2 separate regions of the Homo sapiens genome follow, and region 1 is linked to region 2. A link is a loop called in an ENCODE intact Hi-C map of the cell type or tissue named here. Cell type or tissue: endothelial cell of umbilical vein. All regions are shown on one strand. Links, peaks and the distances in the headings refer to the core of each region. The heading gives the core; the rest is flanking DNA. Region 1 overlaps ATP11C (ATPase phospholipid transporting 11C (ATP11C blood group)). Region 2 overlaps ATP11C (ATPase phospholipid transporting 11C (ATP11C blood group)).

What was found. A loop is a pair of places that touch in the nucleus more often than their neighbours do. Peaks named below come from ENCODE experiments on the same cell type or tissue, not always from the same donor. Only the 100,000 strongest peaks of a DNase experiment are listed, where the experiment ranks them.
Region 1: a loop joins it to region 2, with 6 times the contacts of the local background. A loop is called at or near these places in 8 of 110 quality-filtered maps.

What each region holds. Positions count from the first base shown.
Region 1 is chrX:139,825,382-139,828,301 of GRCh38, forward strand. It overlaps ATP11C (ATPase phospholipid transporting 11C (ATP11C blood group)), which reads right to left. Exons shown (of 30, transcript NM_001353812.2): 2 at 1,323-1,442. Among named protein-coding and RNA genes, the nearest start is that of MIR505, 97 kb to the right of the region's middle. In endothelial cell of umbilical vein, for the core only: no CTCF peak of the experiment used is centred there; a DNase peak (open chromatin) is centred at 1,380; H3K27ac peaks cover 505 bases.
Region 2 is chrX:139,880,149-139,883,068 of GRCh38, forward strand. The region is part of intron 1 of ATP11C (ATPase phospholipid transporting 11C (ATP11C blood group)); the gene reads right to left. Among named protein-coding and RNA genes, the nearest start is that of MIR505, 43 kb to the right of the region's middle. In endothelial cell of umbilical vein, for the core only: no CTCF peak of the experiment used is centred there; a DNase peak (open chromatin) is centred at 1,593; H3K27ac peaks cover 2,388 bases.

The DNA of each region.
Region 1 (2,920 bases), core at 258-2,757, 55 kb before region 2:
TCAAAGGACTACTACAGACCATTTAATTGGATACCACAAGGTGAGCTGAAATTTCCAGTAAAAGAACTATTCACTATTTTAGGCATAAGTATGTCAACCTCTGGCTGAGAATAAAATTTCTGCCACTAGTGTGTAAGATTAAGAGGAAATAGACATTTTTATCCAAAATAAAATGTTCTATAGGCCTACATATCTGCTCATTAGGCAACAAAATTTTCACCTGTCCTGACCATATTTCACATGTTAATCTCCCAGCAAAACATGATCACTACTGTATCACCGCCCAAACAAGAAATTAAATGCATATTTGAAAACCAAAATGTCATATATTTTTAAGGAAGGGCATAATTTTGTGTTTCAGTTTCTAAGTGATTACAAGTGTACAGTGAACCAAATGTCACCAACTTTTATCTCTGCCTTGCCAGGGCACATGAGGAAGTGAGGAAAATCTTCAAGATCTATTCCATTCTATAAGAGATGGCAGTAGGCCAACCTAGCACCTAACCTGGTCAGCCAGAGGTAAAGACTAGCTAAATAACACTTGCAGAATGATGACTACTGAGTACTAGGAGCTATAAGAAGTGGTTTCACAGAGTATTAGCCCCATTTCACCAACGAGGACATTTAGAATCGGGGCGATTAATTTGACCAAGGTGACACAACTAGTAAGTGGTTGGGCCAGGATTTAAATACAGGTGTTCAAACTTCCAGGCCAATGCTCTTAGTCCTACACTATGCTGAAGAAAGATGCAGTCAAACGGTGACACAGCTGCAGTGACTTAACTCTTAACAGATCACAGCTGAAGCAGTGTACTGAGCAGCATGCACCCTTTGGGACGTAGGAGTCTATTAATACTTGAGAAGTGGGATGGGAGGTGGAGGGGTTGGCAGGGGAACTAGAAAGAAATGCAAATAAAGTCATTCCAGGACAGCATTCTCCAAAAGAATGCAAATTCTTTTATAAAAGAATTTGCATTCTTTTATATCCTAGTTCATCCATTCAAGGGTAATTCAGGAAGCTTTGCACAAGTAAGTAATTTGTATTTTTAGCAAACTTTACGGTTTAAAGTAATATGCATAATCAACAAGCACTGTGAATCATAACGGAAGGCAAGTGAATGATCTTTCACCTATAACAAGACAAAGTGATTTTTTAAATAAACTGTCTTTCAGAGGAATACTTATTATAGCTGGTATATGATCCATATACATGCAAATACATGTACACATACATAAATGCATCAGTTTCCTCAGAAGCACAAATTAGAATGCATTATCTGATTCACTATATGAACATCTATTGAGTTAAAACAAAAACTTACCTTAGATGAGACTATTCTATTATCACAAAATCTTTGTGCAATGTAAGCTTCTGTTTCCGAAACTGGATGATTGCCAACAAACACTGTGCGTGTGCCAACTCGTTTCTCTTCTCCAGCACACTGACCAAGAGAAAAGGGAAAAAATTCAGTTTTTCATCACATTTGTCCACACTTCTACCAAGCCCATAATTCTTGTCCAAGCATGCTGGGCCATAATCTGGCGAGAAAGTAGTAGGGAGAGGAGAAAACCTTGTTAGGGAATTCAAAATCCATTAAGCTCTTACTTGCTGACATAGTAAAGATTAGTAAAAGTGCTGTTTGAACCAACTGTTCTGAGGTCAACAGTGCAATTCTAAAATGATTAAAGAAAGTACCCTAGAGAAACAATATTTTTACTGCCAATCATTTTTCTTTCATCCACAGCCCAAATGAATCTTAACCATAACCTTCACTAGCAACACACTAACTCACGAAAGAATGGACTGGGAATATTTCATTTATTATGCAACTACTGAGGACAACCTTTCAACTACCTTACTAGAGAACAGAAAGCATAATGCAGATTACTTCTAAACACAAAATAATTGTGTATAAGTGTAAAGGTCAGAAATAGAATGGCTGCCTCTATTGAAGAAATGATCGACTTTTTCTAAAAAGAAACTAGTTATTTGGCTTTACAGGATAGTTTATTTTGCAATCTCTCAGAGCCTCATTGTTGTAAAGTTCCAATTCACACAATATATTTCTCATGCCCCTTTTACATTTTTAATAAGTAGACTCACCGAACCTAAAAGTTTCAAGATTGGGCTCTATTTTATCCCACCCTTTAATTTTGCTAAGGCCTCACTCTCTTCACTTTAATCAGGATAATACCCTTTTCTTATATAAATTTGGGACAGTCTCCTTGTATGGTACTATATTACCATATCTGAGACTACCACATATATAAGTCAAAGGATGCATGACAGAAACAAATACCCATTTATATATTCCCATTATTTTTTAGAACTATAATTCCCCAACCTAAAATGTTTTAATATATGTAGTCACAAAGATTTTCCTTCCTTTCAGTGATCTATTTAAAGGTCAAAGGTATAAATCCCACCCTCAAAGTAATCATTTTAAGCAAGACTACTTAGAACTTGTAGTCTTCCAATTATCTACAATGTCTGAAAGTACTCCAGTCTGAATTTGTGCATCTTATGTAGATGGTATGTGGAAAATTATTTCTTCGTTTAAAAATTAAAAATCACCCCCCAAGTACAGATAAAACCTCTTTGCCTTGCGTTTTCATTTAAGCTTATGATATTGCCTTCAAAATTTGTAGGGAATCATGCAAAAAGTAACTGGGACAAACTGAAGTAGAAGAGATTCAGGCTGTATATAACTCTGGAAAGCTACTCTGGCATGTGCTAAGAGAATTTGTGGGATCCCTGGAGACCTGGAAAAAGTCAGTTAAGTATCTATGCTGGATAGCTTAGTTATTTATCTGCCTGCCCAAAGACAAGGCATTAGAACAACTGATTGTCCAAGGTCCTTCGCATGCTAAGAGTAAATGATTCATAGATAAATTTTCACACAGTTCCTGGAAACCAGTA
Region 2 (2,920 bases), core at 244-2,743:
TTATTACCTCAAGATGAAAGATGATGAGGGCCAGGCCCAGAGCAAGAATAGTAGGAGTAAGAAGAATGAAATAAACCCACTGGTGAAACATCTTGAGAGTAGGCTGCCACAAAGTTCCAGAGGACTTTAGCAGGAGAAGGCTTAAAGAAGATAGAGAGTGATTTCAGATTTGGACATAGTGAGTATGAGATGTCTTTGGGAATTCAAATACTACTTTCCCCTTGCTCATTTTAATGTATGGCTTTCCTTTGCCTTGGTACACATCTCTCAATAGTAATACTCTATTTCCTACCATTTACAATTCAATTCATGTGTTTGGCTTTCAAATGGGATAGAATGAGGAGGAGGAGGAGGAGGAGGTAGTTCTTGATGTAATCAGGCAAAACTTGGAAAACAAAGGAGGAAGATGGTTAAAAGAAATGTTTTAGTAGTAAAAGACAAGTAAAGGAGATAATATCCCATGTGAACTACTCCACTGAAAGGGAAGAAAGGATACAGAAGAAGAGCTATTGGGTCAGATTCCCCACCTGATCAGCAAAAATCAAGGGAAGGGGGATACATCATGCACTCGCCTTATTTTCACATCTGGGACTTTCTTAAGTTAGCTATATGTAATCTAAAGGAGAATTATAATAGAAATTTGAAAGTAAGAGAGATGGTAAATAAGACAGACAAGAAAAGGTATTCTACACCAGGTTAGCACACAATGGAGAAGCAAGTAATTTTGCTTAATCTACAAGTCATAACAAACTGTCCTCACTTGGAAGAAAAGACAGATATAAGCAACTGTGTGTTAATTACAGTCTGGGACACAGCAGCCCAGGTCCATAGAGTTGGGTTGCTATGGCCCATAATTTAACAAATGCATGAACAACTGACTTTGATAACATTCAACTGGAAATATTAAGATGTTACCCTCAGAGTCCTGCTTCTATTGCATAATAAAAGAACTCTAGCTACCATTTATTGAGCACTTACTCTATGCCAGGCACAGTCTAAGCCTTCAGCATCCATTATCTGATTGAAACCTCACAGCAAGCCCATGAGGTAGGTGCCATTAATCATCACCACATTACGAATAAGGAATGCCTTCAAGTGGTAACTCTAGGGAAACAAGATATGAGGAAGACTGCATAGAGCAGACTTGGGCCTGGGCTAAAAGGAGTGCCTGCCTCATACATGGTTCAACCCAGGCCACGAGAGTAGAATATTTCATAAGGAGTATGGGCTGTATCTCCAGTTGCTGATATAGAGTGATTTTTTTTCAGGTCTTATCCTCAGCATGTTTATCTCCTACCACTGCAACATGTGGCAGTGGTAGGCGGCCGGTAGCAATTCTAAGATTTGGGATCCCAGCCAGCTCTCTGTTTCTTTCCATCAGAAATATAACCAACATCTGGCAGAGTCAGCAAACGTCAAGATGTATGGGTCTCCACTAATTCATACATTACAAACTGGCTTCTCAAAATTGGTCAAATTCCATTACAGAATTACAGTTCAGCTGCACTGAATACTAAATACATATGAGCCATTAGCTGAGACTTTGAAATCTCTTTGCTCTATGGAAATTTCTATTCTGGTAGTAGTTGTTGCATGAGATTTTATCTTTATCGCACTTTTCCTGGCAGCAGTAAAATTCCATTTCCATCAACTGTTTCCTCTCAAGAAAGAAGTCTCTCAGGAAATACTCAAAACATTGTTCAACAAAGTTCTCAAATATGAATCATTTTCAACTGCCAGGAAGACACTCCTTTCCCCCACTGTTTTGCATCATAATAGGCTTTCTCTAAAATGACAGCTTTGGGGGAAGATATACTTATTTGGGGAAAAAAGACATTTATTAACTACAGTGTAAATCCTTTATTCTTCTCCCTCTATGGCTTTGCTTAAGCAGTTCCCTCTGCCTCAACTACCTTCTCCCCAGATCTGCCTGTCCAAGCCCTACCAATGCATTCATTCAAACGAACACTTCCTGAGTACCTAACAGATTTTTGGTCCTGTAATAGGTGGTAGGGGTACAAATCAAATAAATGTATTAAAAATTTGCCAAGCAAAGATTATGGTATGATCATGGCAGGACGTGGGATCACGATGGACATTCTGAGATTTTCCTTCAATGAAAAGTTTTTTGGAAGAAAAAACATTTACAGCTGGCCCTTTAAGGACAAGCAGGAGGAATTTAACGAAAGAGAAAAGGAATTTATGGTAGCCAAGAAGAGGCCAAGAGGCAACTCAAGGGTCTCCAACTACAAGGAGCACAACTGATTAAGGACCCCATCTGCCTCAGAAACTCATCCTAGTGTCTGTACTAAGTCACACCTCCAAAGGGGTGCTCCCAACCAATCACTGAGTACAGCAGGGATACCAAAGCAGACTGTTGCTGGAAGTTGCAGGACTCCACTAACAGCTGACTTTGCACTCCCCAATAGCTTTTCTGAATCTTCTTTAGACTGCACTGCCGTCTGGAAACCTTCTGCCTAACCAGCTCTCCCCTATCCCCCCTTCACTAGGGCTCAGACTTGCATGAAGGACTAATGGCACTCCCAGCCTTCTCAGCCCCCTCACCATTGTCTGTTCCACATGCATTTTCCCCTAATAAACCCTTGCCAATTTAATCCTGTGTGTCTGTTTTTCAGAGGACCCAGATTAATACAGCATTCTATACAGAGAGCTCAGCATAAATAAATACCCAGAGGTATGAAAAATCATGATGGGTTCTAAGCACCCCAAGGAGTGGTATGTGCCTGAAGCAAGCTGTGGAAGTGTAGAAGAAGCTGGGCCAAATCAGTGGAGGCCTTGTATGTCCTGATAAGAAACTTCAACTTGGTCCTATGAGAAACAGGGAGCCACCAGAAAGTTTTAAGCAAGGAAAGGGCATGTTTTTCAAAAAACTGTTCTGCTAGCAGAACGAAGGGTGGAC